Regions from separate parts of the Homo sapiens genome. Here region 2 is linked to region 1. A link is a loop called in an ENCODE intact Hi-C map of the cell type or tissue named here. Cell type or tissue: mammary epithelial cell. All regions are shown on one strand. Each heading gives the region's core, and the rest is flanking DNA. Links, peaks and the distances in the headings are about the cores only.

Region 1 (15,429 bases), core at 4,872-12,871:
ATCTGAAGTTACTCCTCCCCAGTTCTCAGTAAGATGCTTTGCTCCAGGCAGGCAGGGCCAGTATCCATTTTCCTTCCCACCACTGTACTGTCCTAGTTAATAAAGAAGGGGGCAGATGGAGCATCCAGCCCTGTTTCCAAATGCCTATGACTCCCCCACCCCCATCCCATTCCTTAGGTCCAGGTGGTCTGGTAGACACTAAGAAGGCCCATCAGAACAATGCCACCTTTCACAGCTACCAAGGAGCTCTGAAACCCCACCAGTGGAGAGACATTGGGGGTTCCTCTTCCTCTGACCCTTTTAAAATGATAAATATCCAGAAAGCATAAACTAATTCCTAAGAAGCAACATTTAGAGCTTAGAGACTTTAGAGTCCGACCCTCTCCTTTACTTTATACCAGGGGAAAGTAGGGCCCTGGGGTGAAGTGACTTGCTGAAGGTTATGCAGAAAAAGTCAGTGGCAGAATGGGTCTTGGAACCTAGCATGCTGCATCCTGTACCCCTGTTGTGTCCTCTCATGTGGAAGGGGATATATATCAGAACAGTAGAAGGAAAAGGGGGCAGAGAGGGGCAGAAAGAAGTGAATGGAGTAGAAATCAGAGACTTTTTCACATACTTCATGTGTCTGTATTAAACTAGCTCTGGTTATCTGACCTGTCTGCCCTAAACTTTTCCATCCCACTCAACTCACCTCCACATACAAGTTAAGTGGCCACATACAAGGCAGGTCCAAAAAAGAGGCTCTGCAGGAAGAGGTGGGTGGCCCAAGGCTCTGGAGACTTTTAATACATATTATGCTGAGACTTTAAGTAAAAGTTGATCTAAAAGCTTACAGCTTCTTAAAATGCTCCCAACTCTGGCAGGGGCCTTCACAAGGTTACAGTTGGAAGCTGGAGTATGCAGTGGAAGAAGGGAGTAAGTTCATAACACTACGCTGTTTGGGTTTAGACGGTTGAGACATGACCATGGATAGCTACACAGGTTGGTAGGTGGATAACTCTACTTTTAAAATAGATGAGTACATACCTTAAAAGAACAAGAGTACACAATTTTAAAAATGTAACAAAGCCAACAGTTAACTTATATCTGTCTGGTGCCACATCCCTGGCTACTGATCCAAGGCTACCTTCTCATCTAAAAGAAAGCCCCTGCTAAGTTATATAGAACCCAAGGCCTCCCAAGTGGTAGATGTTAAGTTGAATCTGCATTGTTAACTGTTACTAACTCTTTGCTAAGATGCTAAGCAAGCAAAGGAAAATGCTGGTGACACTGCCTTCTGGGGAGAAGAAATACATGAAAACCTAGTTCTAATTTTGTTATGTTAATAACTAGCTATGTAGCTTGGGCAAATCCCCCAGGTCAGCTTAGCAAAGATAACTGCACTTGCTATGTGGCACACCAAGGAGCCTGAAAGCTTGAGAGACCAAAGGGGGAAAAAGCAGTGACTACAACAACATTTGCTATAAAAATGCAAGGGGAGGTATAAATAATACAACACGTGGATGTCATGAGGTTGGTGAGGAGGAAGGGATTTGTTCTATTGAGGAGAAATCATTGAACCTTGGTTTTCTCAACCATATAATGAAAGGTTTGGACGAGGCTGTCCCTCAGGATCCCCCCAGCTCTAAACATCTGTGATCCAACAGAAGAAATTTAAGGGAAGTGATTCTCAAGGAATCTTCCCTAAGGGCTTATTACCAGAGACTTGAGGTTGGGCAAATGCACCTTGTATTCCTTCAAAGTCCTCTTCTATGGGACTCGAGGTCTAAAAAAGAACAAAAGAAAAGCAAAGAAAGGAGGTTCACTGGAGGCAGACATATTAAAAGGTCAATAATTTCTTGATGTTCTTAAATCTTGAAAATCTTCATAAGATCCCTGCATCTTTATAGAAAAAGCACAAACTTGCTTCCTAGACATTAAGTACTTATTTGTATCATATGTCCTCTCCTCAGTAAGTCCTCCCTCACCTCTCATTGTGAAGAGGAATTATGTGACTCCGCCTCCTTATATCACTATCCCTATTCAACCCAATCTTCCAACAAAGATATTTTGGTTCTTGGGAGCTTTATCAGAAGAGCTAAAGAAGGCTTAAAAGCTGGCCCAGTCTGCAAAACTACTCTACGAGGTAAGAAGTCAGAACAATGGTTCCTTTTGGAAGAGGCAGTGACTGGATGGGATCACAAGGGGTCTTTTGGGGACTAGTAATGTTTCATTTCCTTTTTTTCAAACAAGGTCTTGCTATGTTGCTCAAGCTGTTCTCAAACTCCTGAGCTCAAGCAATCCTCCCGCCTCAGCCTCCTAAAGTGTTGTGATTATAGACATGAGCCACCACACCTAGCTGAAATTATATATATATATTTTTTGAGACGGAGTCTCATTCTGTCGCCCAGGCTGGAGTGCAGTGGCACGATCTCAGCTCACTGCACCCTCTGTCCCCCGGGTTCAAGCAATTCTCCTGCCTCAGCCTCCCGAGTAGCTGGGAATACAGGCACCTGCCACTGCGCCCGGTTAATTTTTGTATTTTTAGTAGAGACGAGGTTTCACCATCTTGGCCAGGCTGGTCTTGAACTTCTGACCTCACGATCCACCCACCTCGGCCTCCCCAAGTGCTGGGATTACAGGCGTGAGCTACCGCGCCTGGCCTGAAATTACATCTTTGATGCATCCTAGAATTCTTATCAGTCAAATACTGTGATTGACACAATCCTCCCTTTCATATAGGTAAAAGATCCCAAAAAGGTGCCAGGTTAGCAGGGAGGTAGGGTGGAAAATAAGTAAATAAGAGAATTCATCAAAATTCATTTTACAAATGAAAATACTCTGTACAGGAGGTTCTTGTAAAAGCTAGGCAGATTCCCAAGAAAACTTGGTATATTGGACAGTCTCATATTTGTTGCTGAACCCTTGCCTCAATCCTGGCTCTCCCATCACTAAAACTTGGCAGGCTGGAGTTAATTAATTCCGTATATCTGCAGAACACCAGTCTTCCTCAGAGAGAGGAATGATAGCCTTGTCCTTTCCCATTAGGAAGTATGAATTAAGTAGCATGAATAAAAACATTTTGAGCCAGGCATGGTGGCTCACGCCTGTAATCCCAGCATTTTGGGAGGCCGAGGCGGGCGGATCACGAGTTCAGGAGTTTGAGACCAGCCCGACCAACATGGTGAAACCCCATCTCTACTAAAAATACAAAAATTAGCTGGGTGTGATGGCACACGCCTGTAATTCCAGCTACTCAGGAGGCTGAGGCAGGAGAATCGCTTGAACCCGGGAGGCAGAGGATGCGGTGAGCCGAGATCACACCACTGCACTCCAGCCTGGGTGACAGAGCGAGACTCTATCTCAAAAATTAAAAAAAAAAAAAAGTTTTGAAAAAAAAGTACAAAGTGCTGTATAAATGCAGTAACCACAATTTTGGGAGAAACTGCACATGACTTCCCATCCTCAAAAATAAAAAAATTTTCAGATGTTTTTCAAAACACGTATGAATGCATGGGTTCATATCACACTCCTGACACCAAAAAAGGTATAAAAAATCCTGGTAGACATTACATACTTTGATATGTAAGCTATTTTTCTCAATAAAAGAAATAAGGCAATGGAGAAAGGTGAAAAGGTACTTTACCCTGAACTGCGTTTTTTACCTCTAGAGCTAAGTTTTCTTGAGCAGTCGAGGAGTAAAAATATTCACCGTCTGGAGTTAAAAATTCATCTGTTATATCCTCAGAAGACTCTGGTGAACAAGTTGATTGCATGGACTGATGCTATTAATAATGTAGGAAATCACTTTTAAGTTGCTGTTCATTGTAACGAAATCCCTTTATAGTTGGATGCAGTGTTAACAACGGGGTTATCTAACACTACCCAGCAGTCAGTGTGACACTGAGCTGACTCTCCCTACCTCTTTGTGCATGTGCCTCTGCCTTCCCTTCCTGGTGGGGAAAAGCAGCTGTTAACTGACTGGAATAGCATGAAGGAATGCTAATCCTGAGCCTCAGCATCATCATCTGCAGAATGGGTGGAGATGAGGTGACCGTCCTATTCTAATATTCTAAATAAGGAGAAAGGCCCTAGTCAACTCAAGTTGAGGACTGAATTTAAACACACTAATCCCTCACAGGCAGAGACATAGCCCATGTGTTGGCATCATCTTACAGATGAGGAGGCTGCGGCTACTCAGAACCTGTGAGTCCCTTGAGTATTATAGGTTAAAGGCAAATGAAGAAGCATTTTAAAAACAGCAATGTAGTCTCAATAATAAAAATAAAATAGTAAAAAGCAGCAAATTTATATTTACTTATTTATTTTTCTGAGACAGAGTCTCTCTCTGTCACTCAGACTGGAGTGCAGAGGTGCGATCTTGGCTCACTGCAACCTCCACCTCCCAGGTTCAAGTGATTCTCCTGCCTCAGCCTCCTGAGTAGCTGGGACTATAGGCATGTGCCACCATGCCCAGCTAATTTTTGTATTTTTAGTAGAGAGGGGTTTCACTATGGTGGCCAAACTGGTCTTGAACTCCTGACTTCGTGATCTGCCTGCCTCTGCCTCCCAAAGTGCTGGGATTACAGACATGAGCCACCACACCCGGCCTGCAAATTTCTTTTTTTTTTTTTTTGAGACAGAGTCTTCCTCTGTCACCCAGGCTGGCGTGCAGTGGCATGATCTCGGCTCACTGCAGCCTCCGCCTCTGGGGTCCCAGTGATTCTCCTGCCTCAGCTTCCCAAGTAGCTGGGATCACAGGTGTGTGCCACCACACCTGTCTACTTTTTGTATTTTTAGTAGAGATGGGGTTTCACCATGTTGGCATGGCTGGTCTCAAACTCCTGACCTCAAGTGATCCTCCCACCTCGGCCTCCCAAAGTGCTGGGATTATAGGTGTGAGCCACCGCGACCGGCCTGCAAATTTATTTCTTTAGCATCTCTGCTCCACCCCTTTTTTCCTGCTTATTTCACAATATTCAGGACCTGATTACTATGTGGCCAAACAAATGGCTCACTTCAGTCTTTTTTTTTTTTTTTTTGAGACATGGTTTCATTCAGTCCACCCAGGCTAGAGTACAGTGGCGCAATGACAGCTCACTGCAGCCTTGAACTGCTGGGCTCAAGCGATCCTCCTGCCTCAGCCTCCCGAATAGCTGAGACTACAGGTGCACACTATCATGCCTGACTAATTTTTATTTTTTTTAGACAGGGTCTCACTCTGTCCCCCAGGCTGGAGTGCAGTGGCCTGATCATGGCTCACTGCAGCCTCAACCTCCCCAGACTCAGGTGATCCTCCCACTTCAGCCTCCCAAGTAGCTGGGACTAGAGGCATGCAGCATATCCAGCTAACTTTTGTATCTTTTGTAGAGATGGGGTCTTGCCATGTTGCCAAGGCTGGTCTCAAACTCCTGGACTCAAGCAATCTGCCCACCTTGGCCTCCCAAAGGGCTGGGATTACAGGAGTGAGCCACTGCACTCAGCTGATTTTTACATTTTTTTGTAGGCAGGGTCATACTATGGTGCCCAGCCTGGTCTTGAACTCCTGGCTTTAAGCGATCCTCCAGCTTCAGCCTCCCAATGTACTGGAATTATAGGTGTGAGCCACTACACCCAACCTTCAGTGATCTCTTGGCAGAGATTTTGTGACTAATTTCCTCGGACACTGCTTTTTGCCACACACTTCCCTTCCTGTGCACTTAACAGCTGCTCCTCTTTACCTCTCATCAAACTGAATTCGTCCTGGCCTCCGGCAGACATTCCCCACTTTCCTGCCTAGGCCTGCTTCTCCAGCTCAGCCAGTATGGTTAATATGACTGTTCTTCCAGCCCTCAAGTCCGAGAAAGAATAAGTTGATCTTATGAATGGTTCATATGCCATGATTAAATACAATAGGTCAAAAGACCTTACATTTTATCACTATTGTATTCATATATTGTATCATTCTCAATTGCTGTCTATATTCTTTAAATGATTGCAATCCCATGTCAATGACAATAAAAAAATTTTGGTTTCTTAGTCTGGCTGCGCTATGGCCTAGAGTGTGTTAAAGCCCTGAAGCAAGGCTGTAACTGCAGTGGAAACGCATATAGATCCTGCTGAGGTGCAGTTGTCAGGCACAAACACATCACTTCCACTGAGCTGGGTGCTGAGTTTGGCCCTTAGAGGATATTCCAGGTGAAGATACTCTCATAGCAACCCTGCCCTTGCTTTTCCTACTCCTAACTGACCTCAGTCGCCTGCTGGGGAAGGAGCTTTGCCCTAGTTTTGTTTAGCAAACTATGCCAGAAACTCATGTGCCAAAGCTGAATCTGACACTTTTCTGTACTCTCCCAATCTCCAGGATACACAATTCATTGAGTTGAACTGACTTTTTAAAAAGTATCAGACAGGAGGAAAGATTATTTTATTCATGTCAGTGACATGAAGGCACATGCTCCAGCCAAAAAGAACTACTATAGCTATTATTTTGGTGTCATAACACATAACAATAACTCAGTTCTATCTTATTAGATCTTTGGGTTCAACTTGGCTTTCCAGGCAGTATTACTTACACTGTAAGATTTCTCTACAGCCACCAATGTGTCAGAACTTGCTTGGAAGGCTTCACTATGCTCTGGTTGCTCCTTTTGTCTGGGAGATGGGTGCCTGATACCTAATGATTGTAACACAGTCAGGGTCAAAGTCATTCAGTGATATTCAGACAACATGGAAGAGGATAAAGGTGGCATGAAAGAAGAGATGTATACATATTCTGCCAAGAGTGGCCATGTCCCATACGTTAGGTTCAGTCCAGAGAGTAGAGACTGTTAGTTTAGCCTGACCCCAAAATGCAGCCCTGGATCATCTGCCCACCCATTCGAGAGTGATGCTTGACAAGAAACAGATTCTAAATACAAATAATACCCAAGCCAATAGATTTTCTGCCTAAGACAAATGACAAGTTTAGATGTATCTTTCTTTAACTTATAAACAACTGTGAAACAATATCCATGCCCTGATTATAAGCAAATTATCAACTGAAAATATACAGCCTTCATTTTTTTTAACCTGTAAATCTATAAACCGATGACAATAAATGTCATGTGTCTCTAGGTTCCTCCAGCATAGACTCTCTGGAAAAATTTAATGCCAGCTTAGAATACATTCTAAATAAATTCTGGGAGAATTTAATTTCAGCTTAGAATACAATGCAGAGACATGGGCAGTAGGCAGTGATGGCCTACCTCTATCCCCAGGTAAAGAAGGATCGATTCCTCGCCAAAACCAGGGTCAGTATTTGATTATTTTACTTCCTTTGGACAAAGGGACCTGTTTCAGTAATATAAAAACTGATCAGTGTCTGGATCTGTTTGCCTGTGGGAAATGCAATGAGATATAGGGCTATACTGTCTTCCCCTGGAATTCAAGGTTTCCAGAAAAGTAGGAAAGGAGAGAGGACCAAACCAAAAAAAATATGCTGGAAAGTTTACTTTTTTGAGAGCTGATAACTTTTTTTTACTTTTATTTTTATTTTGAGACAGGGTCTCACTGTCACCCAAGCTGGAGTGCAGTTTCATGATCACAGCTCACTGCAACCTCCACCTCTCAGGTCCAAGTGATCCTCCCACCTCAGCCTCCTGGGTACCTGGAACTAGAGGCGTGTGCCACCACGCCCAGCTAATGTTTTTTTTTTTTTTTTTTTTTTTTTTGTAGAGACCAGGTTTCATCATGTTGACCAGGCTGGTCCCAAATTCCTGGGCTCAGGTGATCCGCTCGCCTCACCTCCCAAAGTGCTGGAATTACAGGCTGAGCCACCTCGCCCGACTGATACTTGATTGAGTTCACCTATCCTGATTCCCGCAAGTGAACTTACTGGTGAAGCTTCCAAGCCTGGGCTGTCTGCCATGCTGGTCACTGTCACAGTCATTGTTGCCCGTCTTGTCAAACTTGCCATTTCCTCTGGGCTCATCATTTTCCCTATGATACTCAATAACTCGCTGCCAATCCGTGTTTTCTGGGCTCCTAATGGGGGGCTGCAGCAGGGCGTCGGGCTCATTTTCAGCCTCGCTCTCTAAAGTCAGACTACTCTGAGGATGCCAAGGAGGTACTGTGAGCTGTCCAGTAGCTGCTTTCTTTGCCATTTCTTTCACCTCCACTGTGCATAAGAGAAAGCAGCATTTAAAACATCACTGTAAACACTGGAAACACAGGCTTTCATCTAAAAGAAATACATAATACTATTATAACTCATAGTGTAACAATTGCCTTTTTACAGTTGCATCATCCTTAGCTTGCCCTGTTTGGCTTGAATGGGAGGTCAGGGGAGAATTGATGACAGAGAGAGAGAAGGGAATTTCAGTCAGTTATCCCAAACAACAGCCCTTGTTGCTTACTTCCAGGGTGAAAGGCAGCAAACAACTTACAGATAGACCCTCTTCCTGTGAAGTTTTAACAGGAAAAATGACATCTATAGTTCTTAGTGTGTAATAATAGAAAGTATTCTATTTGAGTTTGTCTAGTCTTTCCAGACTACACTGAGCTCATATTTTTGGAATGCATACATATATGCATGTTTTCATTTCAAATGTTGTCAAACACTTCTGCTAATGTCACTTACGACTAGTATTAAAAATAGACATTATATCCTTTAAGCCTGTAAGAGAAAACTGATACAAAGAATAATGCCCACAGGATATGAGAGTGACACTGCATACTCTCCACTTTTATAATGTTATATAGTAAATATCTATGTAGCAGTTCCTCAAATAATGTCATTTTATTCAACATTGTTTCATTGTAACTCTGATGAGAAAAAAAAAAAACAATCAATTCCCAGCTGGGGCCACTGTCTGTGTGGCACTTGCATGTTCTCCCCGCATCTGCATGGGTTTTTTCCAGGTAGTCCGGTTTCCTCCCACATCCTAAATATGTGCACGTTAGGTGAACTAGTGTGTTGAAGTTGCCCCAGTCTGTGTGAGTGGGAGTGTGTGAGTACACTCTGCAATGGAATGGTGTCTGTCTAGGGCTGGTTCCCTCCTTGTACCCTGAGTTGCCAGGATAGGTTCCAGCCACCTGTGACCCTGAACTAGAATAAACAGGTAATTACTTATCTTACTTGTTTTTATTAATCTCTCTTAAATGTGTACATAGCTCACATTTATTTCAATGTTTAATATTAGAAGTGTCTTGGTCTTTATTTAGAAGTATGGTGATGTATTTGTGACCAGAAATATGCTATAGGAACTTAACTCTTGCTTACATCAATTAGCCCATGGTAAAATTGGTTTTGTTATACATCGTTTTGCTTAAAGTCGTAGTTTGCTTAAAGTCATTGTCATTTCCTATTAACAGAATAAGGTGAGGACTTATTGTATTGTGCACTGTTTTGTTACATTTCTTATACAATATACATTTATATATTAGAAATATTTCCTATAAAGTCTAGAAATTAAAAAAAAAGCATTTCCCTTCTGAAGTCTGTAGTCAGAAGGGCCCTGCTTTTAAAATGAAATATAATAAAAGAAAAAAATTCAGAAGGACATTGCTATGGTTCTAAATGTGCAACACAGGTTGTGTACTTAGAAATATCAACCACATTAGAAATATACTTTAAATTTCATTTTGTCTAATAAAACCCATGACTTTATACTCACTTTTCCATTTTAAGTGTACCTTTCCATCATCTTTATTTCTGGACTCTGCATTATAGATTTCAGAAGAAACAGGTTCCACACTCATCCTGAATTGCACGGGTTTTTTGGAGGTAGGGGGAGCGGGGTGGACACAAACACATCAGTTTGCTCAAGTTCTTGACAGAACCAAAAGCCCACCAGCCCATCCAGAGGACCTGTTCCCTACTCCCTAAGCCATTCCTAGAGTTGCACTGACCCCTTTGCACCAGCAGAGGGTGCCAGAACCCACCCCCACCCCCGCTCCACCACCAGTTTCCAGCCCACAAGGATCCTTACCTGGTAGAGTCCCAGTGACAGCTGGGTGATGCAGAAGGTCCCTGCCGGTGGCTTGACAGAGTGAAGAGTGCACTATTAAACTGTGTGGCTTTGGCTTGGGCAGTGGACTCTCTAGGTCTTCCCTGGCTAAGAAATGAAAGGACTGAGCTATAAGATCTCTAAGAGTATTTTTAGTTTCTAAGTTTAGATTTCATGATTATAAAAGTGCTCTTGGGAGATTTTCAGAGGTAGAAGAAACCCGCAGTTGAAGCGCAGTTTCACAAGACACAATCCCTGGGCTGTTGCAGAGCCTCCCCTGCAAATGCCACAAATCACAGGTGATGGTTCAGGTGAGGGTTCTGCTCCTGCCCGTCCATCAGAATTCTCTGGTAACAGGCCCACCTTCATATCAGTGACAGCACAATAACATTTGTAGTTGTTGAGACAGAGTCTCAGTCTGTCACCCAGGAGTGCAGTGGTACGACCTCAGCTCACTGCAACCTCCGCCTCCTGGGTTCAAGCAATTCTCATGCCTCAGCTTCCCAAGTAGCTGGGATTACACATGCACGCCACCATGCCCGGCTAGTTTTTGTATTTTTAGTAGAAAATTATGTTGCCCAAGCTGGTCTTGAACTCCTTATCTCGAGTGATCCACCCACCTCGGCCTCCCAAAGTGCTAGGATTACAGGTGTGAGCCACCATGCCCGGCCTAACGTTTGTAAAAACAGTCTTAAGGCATCAGAGATCCTGAAGAACATTCAGAGACCTTCAATCTAGTCCCACTGAATTCTAGACCCTGACCTACCACTAGGTTACTATCTGACTTTGGCAAACATCAATCTCTCTAGGCCAAGGCTTCCTCATTTGCAACATAAAGGCGTCTTTTTTTCCTCTAAATATCCCATAACTAGCCAGGATGGTGGCTCAGGTCTGTAGTCTCAGCTACTTGGGAGGCTAAGGCAGGAGGATTACTTGAGCTCAGGAGGTCAAGGCCAGCTTGTACAACATAGTGAAACTCTGTCTCCAGAAAAAAAATAAACAAATAAAGTTTATAAATATCTCATGAACATGTACATTTTATCATCTATTCAATTAACTTTTCAAAAACGCATGAACTGGCTGGGCACGGTAGCTCACACCTGTAATCCCAGCACTTTGGGAGGCCAGGGCAGGCGGAGGCCAGGAGTTGAGGTGAGCCTGGCCAACATGGTGAAAACTCTATACTAAAAAAACAAAAAATTAGCTGGGCATGGTGGTGCATGCCTGTAATACCAACTACTCAGGTGGCTGAGGCATGAGAATTGCTTGAACCCGGGAGGCGGAGGTTGCAGTGAGCTGAGATCACACCACTGCACTCCAGCCTGGGTGACAGAGCGAGACTCTATTTCCAAAGAAAAAAAAGTGTAGGCTGGGTGCAGTGGTTCATGCCTGTAATCCCAGCACTTTGGGAGACCGGGGCAGGTGAATCATGAGGTCAGGAGTTCAAGACCAGCCTGGCCAACATGGTGAAACCCCGTATCTCCTAAAAATACAAAAAATTAGCTGGGCATGGTGGCGGGCGCCTGTAATCCCAGCTACTTGGGAGGCTGAGGCAGGAGAATCTCTTGAACCCGGGAGGCAGAGGTTGCAGTGAGCCAAGATCCACTGCGCTCCAGCTTGGGCAACAGTGCGAGACTCCGTCTCAAAAAAAAAAAAAAAAAAAAGTGTGTGCTCTGTGGCACAGATATGAATTCCCTGTTATCTAGAATGCCCTACTCTCCAGCTGGACCAGAAAGCAGAGAGACTGCTGAATCAGAGAGGGTAGATCTGATCAGCTTCCTTTTTAAAAAAATAAAATTCTTTTGGAGATAGGGTCTGACTCTGTCACTAGGCTGGAGTACAGTGGCACAATCACAGATTACTGCAGGCTCAACTTCCCAGGCTCCAGCGATCCTCCCACCTCAGCCTCCCAAGTAGCTGGGACCACAGGCACCTGCCACCACAGCCAGCTAGTTTTTGTATTTTTGGTAGGGATGAAGTCACACAATGTTTGTTGCCCAGCGTGGTCTCAAACTCCCAGACTTCAAGCGACCCTCACACATTGGCCCCATAAAGTGAACTGAGATTGGCCAGGCGTGGTGGCTCACGCCTGTAATCCCAGCACTTTGGGAGGCCATGGCGGGCAGATCACAAAGTCAAGAGATGGAGACCATCCTGGACAACATGGTGAAATCTTGTCTCTACTAAAAATACAAAAATTAGCCGGGTGTGGTGGTGCACGCCTGTAATCCCAGCTACTCAGGAGTCTGAGACAGGAGAATCGCTTGAACCCAGGAGGCGGAGGTTGCAGTGAGCCGAGTTTGCGCCACTGCACTCCAGCCTGGCGACATAGCAAGACTCTGTGTCAAAAAAAAAAAAAAAAAAAAACCATGAACTGAGATTGCGCCACTGCAAGGAAGCCTGGGCGACAGAGCGAGACCCTGTCTTAAAAAGGAGGGGAAAAGAATCCTTAAAATCTTCAAACCCTTTGACCAAGTAATTCTGCTTCTGAGAATCCATCCTGAGGAAATAATCCAAAATGCAAAAACAAAGCATTATTTACAAGTAACTGTGTCCCTATTCATAACAGAATAAAGAATGAAGCAACCTAAAATTCAACAATAGGTGAAATCCAACTATTTTTGTTGTTGTTGTTGTTGTTGTTGTTGTTGTTGTTGTTTGAGACAGGGTCTTATTCTGTCGCCCAAACTGGAATGCAGTGGCATAATCATGGCACTGCAGCCTTGACCTCCCCAGGATCAGGTGATCCTCCCACCTCAGCCTCCCAAGTAGGAGAGGGTGTGGGTCTACAGCCGCACACCACCATGCCTGGCTAATTTTTTGTAGAGATGGTGTTTTGCCATGTTTCCCAGGGTAGTCTCCAATTCCTGGGCTCAAGTGATCTGCCTGTCTTGGCTTCCGAAAGTGCTGGGATTACAGGTGGGAGCCACCTTGCCCAGCCCAACAATTTCAAAATAAGTTTACAGGGTTTTTTTTTTTTAATAACATAGAGTAATGTTTACATTCTAATGTAAAGTGAAAATCATGACATAAAATTGCTTACACATATCGTAATTGTCACTTTTTTTTTAAGCACACAAAAAGACTAGAGGAACAGGTGGAAAAATGTCAAACTTTTTTTTGGTCTGTTCTTTGTACTTCTGAGGGAAGAGGGTGCCGAGCAGGGGAGGCCACAACAACTATGGGTTTTTCTTTGTCATCTAATGGCTATGTCATCCCATTTGCTTCTATCAGTGGTGTGAGTGCCAAACACTCTGATGCCAGCTAGGTAGTTCTTCATTATTCCCTTCATAGGAATAAAATCCACTGATCTAAAATGTCTGGCTGGGCGCGGTGGCTCACGCCTGTAATCCCAACACTTTGGGAGGCCAAGGTGGGTGGATCACCTGAGGTCAGGAGTTTGAGACCAGCCTGACCAACATGGAGAAACTCCATCTCTACTAAAAAATACAAAATTAACCAGGCCTGGTGGTGCATGTCTGTAATCCCAGCTACTTGGGAGGATGAGGCAGGAGAATCGCTTGAACCTGGGAGGTGGAGGTTGCAGTGAGCCAATATCGCGCCATTGCACTCCAGCCTGGGGAACAAGGGCGAAACTCCATTTCAAAAATATAAAAAATAAATAAATAAAATGTCTGGACATTTTCCTTCATTTTCCCTTACATACATATTTGCCAACATGAAACAAACAGCAAACTCGTCATTAGTCTCAATCACCACTAGGGCGAGGAATAAAAAGTTTTTTTTTCCAGGAGAACTGACTTCAAAGTTGTGGATTAGTGCTACCATTTATCCACAGGAAAAAAAAAAAACAAAAAAAAACTAAAACTGATATACTAGTCTGTCGTGAAAAACATATATTGGCTGGGAGTGGTGACTTACACCTATAATCCCAGTACTTTGGGAGGCTGAGGTGGGTGGATGACCTGAGGTCAGGAGTTCAAGACCAGCCTGGCCAACATGGTGAAACCCCATCTCTACTAAAAATATAAAAAATTAGCTGGGCATGGTGGTGGGCACCTGTAATCCCAGCTACTCAGGAGGCTGAGACAGGAGGATCGCTTGAACCCAGGAGGTGGAGTTTGCAGTGAGTCGAGATCACGCCACTGCACTCTATCTAGCCTGGGCAACAAGAGTGAAACTCCATCTCAAAAAAAAAAAAGAAAGAAAAAAAAATTATTGCCCTTTTAGTAATTCCCTTACTTATAATACCTAACTAAATTTAAACCAAAAAAAATTTTAATCAATTTTTTAAAAATTGAAAAAAAATTCCCACACACCAAATAAATTTGTTTTACTTAAGTTCGTTCTTTATTTATTTAATTTTTTTTTTTGAGTCAGAATCTCACTCTGTTGCCAAGGCTGGAGTGCAGTGGTGCCATCTCAGCTCACTGCAACTTCTGCCTCCTGGGTTCGAGTGATTCTTTTTTTTTTTTTTTGAGACGGAGTCTTGCTCTATCGCCCAGGCTGGACTGCAGTGGCGCGATCTCCTCTCACTGCAAGCTCTGCTTCCTGGGTTCACGCCATTTTCCTGCCTCAGCCTCCCGAGTAGCTGGGACTATAGGCGCCCGCCACCACGCCCGGCTAATTTTTTGTATTTTTAGTAGAGACGGGGTGTCACCATGTTAGCCAGGATGGTCTCGATCTCCTGACCTCGTGATCTGCCTGCCTTGGCCTCCCAAAGCGCTGGGATTACAGGTGTGAGCCACCGCACCCAGCTGTTCAAGCTATTATTGAGCTTCCACCTCCCAAGTAGCTGGGATTACAGGTGCCCGCCACCACGCCCGGCTAATTTATGTATTTTTAGTAGAGACGGGGTTTCACCATGTTGGCCAGGCTGCTCTCGAACTCCTGACCTCAAGTGATCCGCCCACCTTGGCCTCCCAAAGTGCTAGGATTACAGGCGTGACCCACCACACTCGGCCTGTTTTACTTAAGTTCTTTAAAACTCAGCATGTGTGTGTGTATGTATGAATATATGTATGTATGTATACACATGCACGAATATATGTGTATATGCATATATATGCATGAATACATATATACCTATGTGTGCATGAATACATATACATATATGTATGAATATATTATATATACGTATATGTGTATGAATATATTATATATACATATATGTGTATGAACATATATACAAACACACACACACTCTTCTTCCAGTAATTTGTGCTAAAGTCAATTCATTTCATTCGTCTGGCTGGAAATCACACACCCCAGGGTCATAGTGATGTTGTTCAACTCTCTCTGGAGTCAGTGACACTTACTTTAAACAACCCTGGTTTCCAATTAGTTTAGTTTCTGGAGCACTGGTAAATGGAATACCTGGTGTTTGTTTTTATAAGAAAAACTATCTGGGCAGTTGCGGAAAGGCAAGATGCTTTGCTTCTAACAACTGATGAGTTCTGTCTGATTAACCTGCCAGCCACTTGGGCTTTGATGTCTCCTCAAGTTCCCATGACACTGCTCT
Region 2 (15,429 bases), core at 3,661-11,660, 72 kb after region 1:
GGATGCGCTTGTGGTTCCCCAACACAAAACAAAACAAAACAAAACATCCTCAAAATGAGGATTTAACACCTCTCTTGACTGCACTGCTAGAGAACATCTAATTTCTACATTTAATTTCTGGATTTCCCCAAGGACTCATTCATACCTTTATGACATTCCTTTTCCTCTGAACGCTATTCAGAAATGTGTACCAAGGTGCATCTGCCATCTCAACATGGTGCTTACCTTTCTTAAGAATTTTCTTCACTTTCACATAGTTCCCTTGTTTGACATACTCATGAAGCTGAGCTTCCAGGGAGTCATTTCTTAAGGTACCAAGTTGAACAGGACAGGGGACTGGAAGACGAACAGCCCGAGACATCCTGTTCCAAAAGAGAGCAATATGCTTATTTTAACTGAACCAGAAATGCAAGGAAACAACTTAATTCTTTTACATTTAGAAACCTGTCCAGCCACCTTCATTAATAATGAAGATTAGGGGAATAATTATTGAAACTCTATGAGATTAATGTTTTTCCTCAGTGTTATCGCTGAAATTAAAGAACTTGAATATACTGTTGAATATAGAATGGTGAGAAGAGACAAGTAAAAAATATATATATTTGAATATATTTGATATGGTTTGGCTCCATGTCCCTACCCAAATCTCACCTTGAATTGTAGTTCCCATAATCCCCACAACGTCATGGGAGGGACCTAGTGGGAGGTAATTTAATCATGGTGGCGGTTACCCTCATGCTGTTCTTGTGACCAGTGAGTGAATTCTCATGAGATCTGATGGTTTTATAAGGGGCTTTTCTTTCTTTTGCTCAGTACTTCTCCTTCCTGCCATCACGTGAAGAAGGACGTGTTTGCTTCCCATCTGCCATGATTTTAAGTTCCCTGAGGCCTCCCCAGCACTGCAGAACTATGAGTCAATTACACCTCTTTCCTTTATAAATTACCAAGTCTCCGGCATGTCTTTATTAGCAGCACAAGAACAGACTAATACAATATTTGTCACTAATTCCCAGGACTGAAAAAGTGAGGACTTCTAGGAAGTAAAATTCTAAATACACGTTTATTGTGTCATTAAGATAACTTGGAGAGTATTGACTTTGAAAGGTTAGAACACAAATGCAGTCATTATGTAAAGCTAGATAGTATAACATAGTGGTTTAGGTTCACAGTTCAGACTCTGAAACTGTCTTGGCTCTGTCACCTCCCTGTGTGACCTTGGAGAAATTATTTAACATTGATAGGCCTCAATTTCTTCATCTGTAACATGGGGATAATAATAAGCAGAGGGTTGCTGAGAGTTTCTTTTTTTGTGTATGTGACGGAGTCTTACTCTGTCATCAGGCTGGAGTGCAGTGGCGCGATCTCAGCTCACTGCAACCTCTGCCTCCTGGGTTCAAGCGATCCTCCTGCCTCAGCCTCCCGAGTAGTTGGGACTACAGGCGCACACCACCATGCCCAGCTAATTTTTTGTATTTTTAGTAGAGACGAGGTTTCACCATGTTGGACAGAATGGTCTTGATCTCTTGCCCTTGTGATCCGCCTGCCTCAGCCTCCCAAAGTGCTGGGATTACAGGCGTGAGCCACGGCGCCTGGTCTGAGAGTTTCAAAGGAACTAATTTGTGTACAGTGCTTAGCATAGTACCTGGCACCAAACAAGTTCACTGTAGTTGTTAGCTGTTACTGTGCATAAGAACTATGCAGAGAAATTTTAACTTTCCAAATGTGACAGCCACACCTGACCATCATTCTTACAATCAAGTGTCTGTGGTGTACCTACTGCTATGGTTTGAATGTGTCCCCCAAAATTTATATGTTAAAAACTCGATCCCCAATATGGAGGTGTTGGGAGGTAGAACCTTTAAGATGTGTTTAGGTCACGGGGGCACCACTCTCATGAATGGATTAGTGCTATTGTCATTATAAAGGAAGTAGGTCGTTATGGCAGGAGTGGGTTCCTTATAAAAGGATGTGTTTGGGAGACGTTTGAGGTCTCTTTCCATCTCCTTATTCTGCAGCCCTATGATTAAACCTCTTTCTCTGCTGCAACCCAGTGTCTCACTATACTGACTTGCCACGTGGGATTACAATTTAGCAGTGATCCTATGAAAAGATGCCCCTTGTGGGCATTTAACCATGGCTCAGTGCCCCCTTTGTGGCAGTCCAGGTTTCCATCAGCAGCCAGAACAATCTGGTTCCACTAACCCTTTACTATAATTTTGATGAATGCATATGTTAAACATTAAAGAATTGGAGAAACTGGGCCGGGCATGGTGGCTCATGCCTGTAATCCCAGCACTTTGGGAGGCCGAGGCGGGCGGATCACAAGGTCAGGAGATTGAGACCATCCTGTGAATAGTGAAACCCCATCTTTACTAAAAATACAAAAAATTAGCCGGGCATGGTGGCGGGCGCCTGTAGTCCCAGCTACTCGGGAGACTGAGGCGGGAGAATGGCGTGAACCCGGGAGGTGGAGCTTGCAGTGAGCTGAGATTGCACCACTGCACTCCAGCCTGGGCGACAGAGCAAGACTCCATCTCAAAAATAAAAAATAAAAAGAATTGGAGAAACTGGTGCCTGAGTACTACAAGGGCTGGAATGCAAAAACAAACCCATTAAGACACCACCTGGCCTTTCTCAGGCCCTAAAGTCTGATCAAATAATAATAGCATTTTTACACATACACCTTGTACCAAGGACCACTTAAGAAACTTTCCAAGACTCTAGAGAAAGCTTTCCAGACCCTAGATCCTAGTTAAAGATTAGATATAGATTGAATGAAACACTCCACCTTGTAGGTGCACTCCCGCTTATAGGCATGGACCTTGAATGTATAGAAGCTTTGGAAAAAAAAAAACAACTTGTAACTTTTTTTTTTTTTTTTTTGGAGACAGAGTCTTGCTTTGTTGCCCAGGCTGCAGTGTAGTGGCACGATCTCAGCTCACTGCAATCTCCACCTCCTGGGTTCAAACGATTCTCAGACCTCAGGCTCCCAAGTAGTTGGGATTACAGGTGCCCACCATCATTACCAGCTAATTTTTGTATTTTTAATAGAGTTGGAGTTTCACCATGTTGGCCAGGGTGGTCTCAAACTTCTGACCTCAGGTGATCTGCCCACCTTGGCCTCCCAAAGTGCTGGGATTACAGAAGTGAGCCACCGCACCTGGCCAATAAACTCCCTTCTTTCCCAGTCTGGATCTCATTATTGGACTGTGAGAACAAGAAGCTGGACCTCATTCTGTCCTAGAACACCCTGACATTTCGGCACCCCAAAATGTGCTGGGATTATAGGCGTGAGTCACCGCGCCTGGCCAAAACTTTTAACTTTTTTAGTTGGTCTGCTGAGTTACTCCAACCTTCTCCCTGTAACCAGTTGCAGAAATAAACTCCCTTCTTTTTTTTTTTTTTTTTTCCTGAGACAGAGTCTTGCTCTGTTGCCCAGGCTGAAGTGCAGTGGTGAGAATGGCTGAAGTGCAGCCATTCTCCTGCCTCCGCTTCCTGGGTAGCTGGGATTACAGGCGCCTGCCACCACATCCAGCTAATTTTTTCTTTTTTTTCTTTTTGAGGAATCTCACTCTGTCACCAGGCTGGGCTGGAGTGCAGGGGCGCAATCTCAGCTCACCACAACCTCCGCCTCCCGGGTTCAAGCGATTCTCCTGCCTCAGCCTCCCGAGTAGCTAGGCCTACAGGCACGCACCACAATGCCCAGCTAATTTTTGCATTTTTAGTAAAGATGGGTTCTCACCATGTTGGCCAGGATGGTCTCGATCTATTGACCTCATGATGCACCCGCCTCTGCCTCCCAAAGTGCTGGGATTACAGGCAGAAGCCACCGCACCCGGCGACTAATGTTTGTATTTTTAGTAGAGATGGGGTTTCATAATGTTGGCCAAGCTGGTCTCAAACTCCTGACCTCAGGTGATCCGCCTGCCTTGGCCTCCCAAAGTGCTGGGATTACAGAAGTGAGCCACCGCACCTGGCCAATAAACTCCCTTCTTTCCCAGTCTGGATCTCATTATTGGACTGTGAGAACAAAAAGCTGGACCTCATTCTGTCCTGGAACAGAATGTCAGAACCCTGACATTTCGGCACCCCGAGACGAGCCCTCCTTTAAGCCAGGGGCCATGTCTGGCACCTCCCTTGTAGGCAGGGGCATTGCCAACCTTAGGCGCATAAGCTGGCTTGCAGCAGAGAAATGGTTTCTGATTCCGGAAGATGTCTCTGATGATTATTCCCAAGCATAATCCATATTCCCTTTCCCTTCTCCTGATCTGTTGGCCTCCTCAGAGGCCCTGTAAACTCTTTGAGGGTCCTGTTAAAGGGCACTGTTTTGGGGAAGTACTCCTGGGCCCTTTGGGTCTCAGTTCAGAAACCTGGTTTTGGTTGGGCGCGATGGCTCACACCTGTAATCCTAGCACTTTGAGAGGCCGAAGTGGGTGGATCATCTGAGGTCACGAGTTTGAGACCAGCCTGGGCAACACGGCGAAATGCTGTCTCTACAAAAAGTACGAAAATTAGCTGGGCAGCCGGGCACAGTGGCTTACGCCTGTAATCCCAACGCTTTGGGAGGCCAAGGCGGGTGGATCACATGAGGTCAGGAGTTCAAGACCAGCTTGACTGATACGGTGAAACCCCCATCTGTACTAAAAATACAAAAATTAGCCGGATGTGGTGGCGGGCGCCTGTAGTCCCAGCTACTCAGGAGGCTGAGACAGGACAACTGCTTGAACCTGGGAGGTGGAGGTTGCAGTGAGCCGAGATCATGCCACTGCACTCCAGCCTGGGCAACAGAGCAAGACTCTGTCTCAAAAAAACAAAACAAAACAAAAACCAAAAGGCTGGGCACAGTGGCTCATGCCTGTAATCCCAACAATTTGGGAGGGTGAGGCAGGTGGATCATGAGGTCGGGAGTTCGAGACCAGCCTGACCAACATGGTGAAACCCCATCTCTACTAAAACTACAAAAATTAGCCATGTGTGGTGGTGGGCACCTGTAATCCCAGCTACTCAGGAGGCTGAGGCAGGAGAATCGCTTGAACCTGGGAGGCAGAGGTTGCAGTGAGCCAAGATCGCACCACTGCGCTCCAGCCTAGGCAACACAGGGACTCTGTCTCAAAAAAAAAAAAAAGAAAAAAATTGGCCAGGCGTGGTGGCAAGCACCTGTAGTCCCAGCTACTCAAGAGGCTGAGGCACAAGAATCACTTGAACCTGGGAGGTGGAGGTTGCAGTGAGCCGAGATCATGCCATTGCACTCCAGCGTGGGTGACTGAGCAAAACTCCCATCTCACAAAAAAAAAAAAAAAAAAAAAAAAGAAAAAGAAAATTGGGTTTTATTTATTTATTTTAATGTTTTTAGAGGTGGGATCTTGCTACATTGCCCAGGCTGGTCTTCAACTCCTGGCCTCAAACAATCCTCCTGCCTCAGGCTCCCAAAGTTTTGGGATTATAGGTGTGAGCCACCATGCTGGCCAAATCTGGTTTTATTTTTATTTATTTATTATTATTTTTAAAAAATAGAGATGAGGTCTCACTATGTTGCCCAGGCTGATCTCGAACTCCTGGGCTCAAGTGATCCTCCTACCTCAGCCTCCCAAAGTGCTAGAATTACAGGCATGAGCCACCACGCTGGGCCCAAATCTGGTTTTAGAATTCTGATTTGTGAGGGCTTGTGCCTGTTCTTGTCTTGTCTGTGTGTCAGGGGGTGGAATCCTGAAGGAATCACTAGCAGAAGCTCAACAGGCCTCACTCAGAGGGAACCTCTTGTCTGTTTTACCAGGTTAAAACTCAGATATTGAGGGGAATAACTGGTGTTTGTGTCTTTGTCATGTGTATATTATAATTTTGTCTGGGCAATACGGGAAATGCTTTTTTTTTTTTTTTTTTTTTTTTTTTTTTGAGACAGAGTCTTGCTCTGTCACCCAAGTTAGAGTGCAGTTGTGGAATCTCGGCTCACTGCAGCCTCTGCCTCCGGGGTTCAAACAATTGAAACAGCCTTTGCAAAATTATGACTGAGACAGTGAAAGAGATCTAACTTAACTTACTCCATCTTGCTTCTAACTTCCAAGCTGTCCTTGTTCATTCCCGGGTGTAGGCTGAACTAACTTTGGGAGAAACTTAGTTTATAATTTAAACAAAGATGGTAACAGCCTTTTCCCAAAGCAGACTTCCTTCTTGTCTGGGGACTAGATTGCCTTTGTAGGACTAACATTAGCCACAAGATTAGAAATTATGGTTTAGGAGTCATGCAGCTGGATGCTACAAGATTCTGACCCTTCCTAAACTGCTCCTAAGATCAGTGCTTGACATATTTTGCAGACCTTGCACTTGATAGATCAGCTGGCACCACCCAGATCAATAAACTGGCTCATCTGATCTTGTGGTCCCCACCCAGGAACTGACTCAGCACAAGAAGACAGCTTTGACTCCCTGTGATTTCTTCCCTGACCAATTAGCACTCCTGGCTCACTGGCTTCCCTTTACTCACCAAGTTATCCTTAACAACTCAGTTCCTCGAATGCTCCACGAGACTGATTTGAGTAACAATAAAACTCCGGTCTCCTGCACAGCTGGCTCTGCGTGAATTACTCTTTCTCTATTGCAATTCCCCTGTCTTGATGAATTGGCTCTGTCTAGGCAGCAGGCAAGGTGAACCCCTTGGGTGGTTACACTATTCTCATGCCTCAGCCTCCCAAGTAGCTGGGATTACAGGCATGCACCACCTGTACCAGTGTGTACCACCTGTGCACCGGCTTTTTTTTTTTTTTTTTTTTTTGAGACAGTCTCACTGTGTCACCCGGGCTAGAGTACAGTGGTGTGATCTCGGCTCACTGCAACCTCTGCCTCCTGGGTTCAAGCGATTCTCCTGCTTCAGCCTCCAAAGTAGCTGGGATTACAGATGTGCGCCACCATGCCTGGCTAATTTTTTTGTATTTTAGTAGAGACAGGGTTTCATCATGTTGGCCAGGCTGGTCTCAAACTCCTGACTTCAAGTGATCCACCCACCTCGGCCTCCCAAAGTGCTGGGTTTACAGGCTTTAGCCACCCTCAGCAATTCATCCCACCAGAACAAAAGGCTAACATAGCAAACTGGTAAATTTATCTGCACAGAAAAACTGAACTACAAGGGATGAGGTACTTAACTTCCCACCTGAAGACCCAGGAATTTTTTTTTTTTACTTTTCTTCATTGAGATAGGGTCTCTATCGCTCAGACAGGAGTGCAGTGGCACAATATTGGCTCATTAAGTCTCCATCTGGGATCAAATGATTTTCCCACCTCAGTCTCCCGAGTAGCTAGCACAGGTGCGTACCACATCAGTCTGGCTTATTTTTCCACCCTTCCTAGAAACGGTATAAAATACTTAGCGAGCATCTAATTAAAACAGACCGTAACCTAAGAAGACGTAAGGTCATAACCACAACTCCAAAACCAAACGCGCGCCACTACAACAACTCTGAAAATAAACACACGCAACAACACACAAGCCGTCTTTTAAACTAGTTCAATCACAGGACAGAAAAGCGCAAAAGCAGTCCCCCACTACCACAAGTTATGCAGCCGAGTTTTCTCATTCGGGGAAATCGCGGGAGCAAACACATAGTAAAAACCCTCCCCCAAGAAAAACACTTTATCAGGACCAACAGCGTCTCTCCCCCGCCACAAAGACATTATTTACTTAATATTGCTAATACCTTACCATCGTCCTCAACACACAACATACTCATGGCAAATTGTATTATGAGTTGTTTTTAGGCATCGCTTCGAAACTACCGCTTCTTCGTATGACACATCTCAGACTACACCTTCTTTGGTATTCGCTAGAAAATTTCTCCCGCGAAGAACGCACTAGAACCGGCAATCACTGCGCCCCTATCTACATATGCCCGCCTCTTATAGTAACGTCACCACCTGCTTCTGTACGATCTGACTGAACTCCCTTACGGATCGGTTCGCTCTAGCTGCCGCTCCCAAGGATTCAAAAGAAATCGCATTGTGTGATAAGAAATTTTTTTTCTTTTTTCTGCACAGGCTCATATAATAGAAGTAACTTTTGTTATTTTTTCAGAGAATTCATACAGCCATTAATTATCCAAACCTATTTCTCAGTGCTTTTCAATGGCGTGATCTCGGCTTACTGCAACCTCCGCCTCCCAGGTTCAAGCAATTCTTCTGCCTCAGCCTCCCGAGTAGCTGGGATTACAAGCGCCTGCCACCACACCTGGCTAATTTTTGTAGTTTTAGTAAAGATGGGGTTTCACCATGGTGGTCAGGCTGGTCTTGAACTCCTGACCTCAGGTGATCCGCCCACCTCGGCCTCCCAAAGTGCTGGGATTACAGACATAAGCCACCGCGCCTGGCCCTCAGTGCTCTTTTCATTCCACTTAAGAAATTGGAACACACCAGGATGAGGATGATGATGCCAAAACTAGATTGATGGCTCACATCATCTAGGGTACAAATACACGCTTAATAATTTAACACTTTAGGCCAGGCGCGGTGGCTCACGTCTGTAATCCCAGCACTTTGGGAGGCCGAGGCGGGTAGATCACCTGAGGTCAGGAGCTCAAGACCAGCCTGACCAACATGGTGAAACCTCATCTCAAAATACAAAATATTAGCTGGGCGTGGTGGCGGGCGCCTGTAATCCCAGCTACTCGGGAGGCTGAGGCAGGAGAATCTCTTGAATCCAGGAGGTGGAGGTTGCAGTGAGCCGAGATCGCGCCATTGCACTCTAACCTGGGCGACAAGTAAAAAACTCCATCTCAAAAAAATAAATAAAATAATAATAATAATTTAACACTTTATTGAACTCAAAGCAACATTAAGCATCTTTGCCTTCGTTTTACACAGCTGTAGGGGAGCTCAGGGAGGGGAAGGCTGCATGGTTTTCCTTGGCGGGGAAGGTGTGCACCCTGCAGTCCTGCGGTGTTGTGGGAAGATTAGCCCATGTTCTGTCGGTTGCCGTAGCCCCTAGGGTGGGTGTCCTTCCAGTCATCCCACTCTCGAGCTCTTTGGAGTGTTTGTTCATCATCCTCTTCCTCCTTTTCTTGATCTTCCTGTTGCTGAGTGGCTTTTCTGAATTCTTCTGGTGTTGCCTTGGCTATTCCCTGATCTGGTAACACTCCATGTTTCTGATGTTGATCATACCAGTCACTCACTGTCATGGAAGCCAGACTTGGATAGCCAGCGCCAAATACTTTGGCTTGCGCCATGTTCCGAGTGAGAATGAAGGGTTTCATTGGAGGCCTCTTCTGGTGACATGAGTTAGAAGTGGATGCCTCTCTTGAAGAGTCTTTCTCTCCCAGGATCTTTATTTCCTGATCAATGCTCTCAATCTCTTCTAAGCTGATATCAATCCACCTCTGAAGGTGAAGAAGATAATATTCACGAACACGCTCATTATCTGCTTGACCACTTTCCACAGCAGATTTCATTGTAGACAACTTATGCTCCAACACCTTCTTCTGCTTGTATCGCTCTATTTTAGCCTGTCTTTGAGATGCCATAGCAACGAGGCTAGGATAAGCCGTGGAGGTAATAGCACCGTGATTTTCAGCTGAGTTGGTCTTGGTTTGGGGCAGCTCAAACTCGGCCACACGATAGTAATGGCACTGAGTTAAGTATTTTATAAAGTGTTCGCGAGCCTGCTGCAAATGATCTAGACGCTTACGGGGGTTGACTTGTTTCATGGTGAGGGCTCCTTGAAACGCTGGCACCATCAGGTACTTCAGGTCGGTGGAAGTAATCTCCTCCAAATCTTCATTTCGGCTGAACAAGTCAAGCTGCGATAACATTTTGGCAACCTTGTCAAGGAGGTCGAGGCCCTTGAACACCTTTTCCTGGACTATTCGGGAACCGGTGGGTTCAGTCGCTCCTTCGACTTCGTCCAGAAGCTGTTTGCTGGAATCGAACAGCTCGGGGAGCCGCGGCGGCGGCAGGAACTCGTCTTCAGCAGCTGCCATCTTGGGAAGGCTGATGCGAAATGTTGATTCCTTTCCTTTCTGGACACACGTAAAGATTCTGGCGTAGATTTCTAACAACCAGTCTGAATCGGGCGCTGCACGGCAGGGCAGTCAGGGAGGCGGTGGCGTTGGGGGCGGCATAGGGGAAGGCAACGGAGTCGGTTGTGCCGGGTCTGAATCGCTGCTCCACTCCGGGTCTTCGTCAAACTTTGTCTCTCTGTTTCCGTTTCCTAAAATTGTAAAGTGGGAATAATACTGCCTTCCTGGCTCACAAGATTTCTGTGAGGACTGAATAAGAGAATGCATGTAAAAATGCAGCTACCCCCAACCCAGGCTATTCTGCCCCTCGACTGCTGCCCCCTGTACTTTGGGACCCCCAAAGTGACTTTGCCAAGATTCAAGTATCTGCAGTTCCTGCCACACAGGGAAGTAGCATCAGGCCCGGATTTGGTAACAAACCGAGTGTTCCTGTATGTCTATATCTGTGTATGTATGATGTAAAAAGTACTGGGATTACAGGCGTGAGCCACCACGCCTGGCCTAAAACTCAGTTTTCAAAAATTACTGAGTGGCCAGGCGCGGTGGCTCACTCCTGTAATCCCCCACTTTGGGAGGCCGAGGTGGGCGGACTAGGAGGTCAGGAGACCGAGACCATCCTGGCTAACACGGTGAAACCCCATCTCTACTAGAAATACAAAAAATTAGCTGGGCGTGGTGGCGGGTGCCTGTAATCCCAGCTACTCAGGAGGCTGAGGCAGGAGAATTGCTTGTACATAATACATATTATGTGTGTACAGATATATAGCACACATATCTCACACACACACACACACACACACACACACACACACACAGAATCAAACCAACTACATGACCAAATTATGACTAAATCAAAGACCCCAAATAAGTTGAGATGGAGAAACACAGCCCCTCAGTACAGAATGTTATTTGGAGAGTTCCCTTACGTGTGGGGAAGGGCAGCAACAGGCACAACTATTAATCTCAGATCATGGCTGTTCCTGCCAACTCAGGTGTGCTGTCCTAAGACATGCCCCTCAGTTTGTGAGTCTCACCTCATCTCTGAATTTCCAACCATCACTTTGCCTCATGGGAGTCAAGGAAGGAAGGGTTGATGCTCAGAAATATGAGAGTGACATATATACTCAATAATTTTTAAAAGCTGAGTTTTGTTACATAAGTTCACAAAGCAGTTGTGACTGTTAAAATGTCATTAATGTGACCGGGCGCGGTGGCTCACGCTTGTAATCCCAGCACTTTGGAAGGCTGAGACGGGTGGATCACAAGGTCAGGAGATCGAGACCATGGTGAAACCCCGTCTCTACTAAAAGCACAAAAAAATTAGCCGGGCGTGGTGGTGGGCACCTGTAGTCCCAGCCACTCGGAGAGGCTGAGGCAGGAGAACGGTGTGAACCCGGGAGGCAGAGGTTGCAGTGAGCCGAGATGGCACCACTGCACTCCAGCCTGGGTGACAGAGTGAGACTCCGTCTCAAAAAAAAAAAAAAAGAAAAGTCATTAATGTTGGCCAGGCATGGTGGCTCACACCTGTAATCCCAGCACTTTTGGAAGCCAAGGCAGATGGATCACCTGAGGTCGGGAGTTCAAGACCATCCTGACTAACATGGAGAAACCCTGTCTCTACTAAAAATACAAAATTAGCCGGTTGTGGCGGTGCATGCCTGTAATCCCAGCTACTTGGGAGGCTGAGGCAGGAGAATTGCTTGAACGTGGGAGGCGGAGGTTGCAGTAAGCCGAGATCACACCACTGCACTCCAGCCTGGGCAACAAGAGCAAAACTCCGTCTCAAAAAAAAAAAAAAAAAAGTCATTAATGCCAATGTAACTGAATCTAAATTTTTTTTTTTTTTAAGACAGAGTCTCACTCTGTCACTCAGGCTAGAGTGTAGTGACATGATCTTGGCTCACGGCAACCTCCATCTCTTGGGTTCAAGCAATTCTCCTGCCTCAGCTTCCTGAGTAACTGGGACTACAGGGATGCACCACCACGCCTGGCTAATTTTTTGTGTTTTTGGTAGAGATGGGGTTTCACCATGTTGGCCAGGCTGGTCTTGAACTCCTGACCTCAGGTGATCTGCCTGCCTTGACCTCCCGAAGTGCTGGGATTACAGGCATGAGCCAATGTGCCAGGCCACTAAATGTCTTACTCAACACCCTGAGTTGTGGGGAGCCAAATCCATTCACTCCTGAAACACACTGGCCCTGAAGCTGCATTTCTCAGCCACAAAGCTCTGCAATAAAAACCATACTAACTCTATTTAGGCCAGGGGCAGTGGCTCATGCCTGCAATCCCATCACTTTGGGAGGCCGAGGTGCTGATATCACCTGAGTTTGGGAAGGTGGAGGCTGTGTTGTGCCACTGCACTCCAGCCTAGTGAGAGTGAGACCCTGTCTTAACCGCTCCCCCAGCAACAACAAAAAAACAACAGCAAAAACCCAACTCCACACTATTTAGTACAATTGCTGATTTAGGACAATTGCTGGATTACCTTCATCCACAAAGTGTGACCCAGCCCACCTCGGTTATACTATATAATCTCATTATTGAACTACCTTCCTAATTTTATTCCAGAAGGTTTGATTTCACATGAGGAAAGTAATACTTTGGCTTTCAATGGTATCCATGAATGCCAGGCTGACCACAGCTCTGAGGCCTCTATGATTATTTGTGCCCCCTCATGGCTCTGATATCACAGGTACTAACAGACCCTTTTTCCTATGCTGGGAGAACTCCATTTCTGATGACCACATTGTCTACTCCAGTATTTTTGCCATTCATATTCTTGAATTTCTTTGCTGCTAATGATGAAAAACACCTGTTCTCAAGTCATTACTTACATGTAGCACATACTTCTCATTTACTGACAGCCACTTAAATGTTCAAGGTCCAGTCCGCTGGCCTAGCCACTGGGGATACTAAGAGGAATAATGCAGAGACTGAGTCTGCCTGCAATAAATAAGATCATAGTCTGTAGGGAAAACAGACTTGCCAGACCTATAAAAAGTTCAGCAGGGCCACATTACGATTTTGAAGGGCCCATACTTTTGCCTTTGTGTGCCTGCCTCCTCTGATAAAATATATACATTTCCATTAAAATATATGTTAAAAATGCTATCTTATGACTGCATTGATTAAAAGATGAATATATTATTATATATGACATTTTCTTCCACCTAAAAATTCATTTTTTTCTTCTGATTTTTAAAAGAAGTGCCCCTAGGCAGTGTGCCTGTGGTACGTAACAGATAAGGCCACCCTGGGTTCAGTGGCACTGAGTGGATCCCAGGCAGTTTGGAAGGGCTGAAGTATAAGTTTTCCAGGTAGATGAAGAAGGGCAGGGCAGGGAAGTGCATTCCAGGAAGAGCAGGCATGTAAGTTTGTGGAAGTAATACAGCAAGGCTCTCTGGAAACTTTAAAATAAGGAAACAGATTAAGTTAGAGCACTGCTTGTCCAGTGGAATATGATGTGGGCAACATTCGACATATTCAGTTGAACATTTTTAGTAGCTATATTATTATTTTTATTATTTTATATTTATAGAGATAGGGTCTCGCTATGCTGCCCAGTCTGGTCTTGAGCTCCTGGTCTCAAGCCATCCTCCTGCCTCAGCCTCCCAAAGTACTGGGATTACAAGCATGAGTCATCAGGCCCGGCCCACATGAAATTAACTTTATTATCATGTTTTGCCTGGGTGCAATGACTCATGCCTGAAATCCCAGCACTTTGGGAGGCTGAGGCAGGATGGCTTGAGGCCAGCAGTTGAAGATCAGCCTGACCAACTTGCCTAAACCCTGCCTCTACTAAAAATACAGTTAGCTTATTGTGGTCATGCGTGGCTGTAGTCCAGCTACTCTGAGGCTGAGGCATGAGAATTGCTTGAACCTGGGAGGCGGAGGTTGCAGTGAGCCGAGATCGCGCCACTGCACTCCAGCCTAGGCAACAGGGTGAGACTCTGTCTCATAAAAAACAAAAAACAAAAAAACCCACAACTCATTGCGTTTACCTCACTAAAGTTCCTAAGCATTAAATGATAGCAAGGTACAGCTTTAAACAGTAAGCAACGGTAACAACCCTGCAACCCCAAAGCATTCTTAAGAACCAAAAGAAACAATGAAAAAAAAAAATAAGGCTGGGCGCGGTGGCTCACGCCTATAATCCCAGCACTTTGGGAGGCCGAGGAGGGTGGATCACATGAGGTCAGGAGTTCAAGACCGGCCTGACCAACGTAGTGAAAACTCGTCTCTACTAAAAATACAAAAAACTAGCCACGCGTGGTGGCGGGTGCCTGTATTCCCAGCTCTACTCAGGAGGCTGAGGCAGGAGAATCGCTTCAACCTAGGAGGCGGAGGTTGCAGTGAGCCGAGATTGTGCCACTCAACTCCAGCCTGGGAGACGGCGAGACTCTGTCTCAAAAAAAAAAAAAAAAATTGGGTGCCATGGCTCACGCCTGTAATTCCAGCATTTTAGGAGGCTGAAGGTGTGGATCACTTGAGGACAAGAGTTCGAGACCAGCCTTGCCAACATGGTAAGACGCCATCTCTACTAAAAATGCAAAAATTAGCCAGGCATGGTGGTGCATGCCTGTAATGTAATCCCAGTTTCTAGGGAAGCTGAGACACGAGAATAGCTCGAACTCGGGAGGTGGAGGCTGCGGTGAGCCGAGATTGCTCCACTGCACTCCAGCCTGGAAAATAGAGCAAGACTGTGTCCCAAAAAAATAAATAAGGCAAAACCTAAAACAACCAAAGAAGGCTGAGCGCATGAATTCGGATGCCACTGCACTCCAGCCTAGATAAACAAAGTGAAACAAACCTTCCACGGCAAAAAAAAAAAAAAAAAAAAAAAAAAAAAGCAAAAGCTAATACACAACTAACAAAACTTGCATTTCAACTACCACAACCAGCAGCAAGTGCGAACGCAATCTCCCGCTACCACAAATTATACACTGTAGTTACCCACATTTGGGGAAATCGTAGGGATCAGCACAAAGTGCAACGAATAAGCCACACACAGGGAAAAACCACCTCCATAATCACAGTATTTCTCCTGACAGGTAATTATGAGGTACTTGCGTGACCCCAGCAATCCCCGGTGCCGCCCACATCATTGCAAGTGCGGGTAACTCCTGAAATGACTCTAATTGGACTTTATCCACATATAGTGAACAAAATAAACAGATTTTTTATACTATATCTTGGTGTTGGTAACAGAGTTGTGCAAATCCTTCCAAGGAACGCGTTTCCAAAATGCAGTCTTTAATCTACATACTCCACCTCCCGGCGTGACGTCATGCATAGGCCTGGCTGGTCAGAGAGCGCAACTGCGTTCTCATCTCGGCCCGCTTCCAACCAGCAGTTCCTTCTCCTGCTCGCGTCAATGCAAGTGACGTCTGTCAGGCCATTTTCCTGACAAAAACGCACCACCTCACTACTT

Evidence for each region. Hi-C counts contacts between places; a loop is a spot of excess contacts. Peaks named below come from ENCODE experiments on the same cell type or tissue, not always from the same donor. Only the 100,000 strongest peaks of a DNase experiment are listed, where the experiment ranks them.
Region 2: it touches region 1 in a loop (8-fold over the local background); 11 of 110 quality-filtered maps call a loop at or near these places.

What each region holds. Positions count from the first base shown.
Region 1 is chr17:58,577,967-58,593,395 of GRCh38, forward strand. It overlaps TEX14 (testis expressed 14, intercellular bridge forming factor), which reads right to left. Exons shown (of 32, transcript NM_031272.5): 16 at 9,930-10,055; 17 at 9,615-9,700; 18 at 7,835-8,116; 19 at 6,534-6,634; 20 at 1,699-1,765. LOC107985048 (a long non-coding RNA gene) reads left to right here. Exons shown (of 3, transcript XR_001752952.2): 3 at 864-2,261. Among named protein-coding and RNA genes, the nearest start is that of SEPTIN4, 41 kb to the left of the region's middle. RefSeq lists a silencer at 9,838-9,927. In mammary epithelial cell, for the core only: a CTCF peak has its summit at 9,865 (motif pointing right); a DNase peak (open chromatin) is centred at 5,715.
Region 2 is chr17:58,651,641-58,667,069 of GRCh38, forward strand. It overlaps TEX14 (testis expressed 14, intercellular bridge forming factor), which reads right to left. Exons shown (of 32, transcript NM_031272.5): 2 at 226-362. The coding sequence starts at 361. It overlaps IGBP1C (IGBP1 family member C), which reads right to left. Exons shown (of 2, transcript NM_001395966.1): 2 at 8,784-10,189. The coding sequence starts at 9,959. The coding sequence ends at 8,937. It overlaps LOC124904122 (U1 spliceosomal RNA), which reads right to left and starts at 7,665; the gene lies at 7,509-7,665. It also overlaps the pseudogene RNU1-108P. RefSeq lists enhancers at 6,251-6,803, 6,935-7,705, 9,568-10,069. In mammary epithelial cell, for the core only: no CTCF peak of the experiment used is centred there; a DNase peak (open chromatin) is centred at 7,421; H3K4me3 peaks cover 511 bases; H3K27ac peaks cover 565 bases.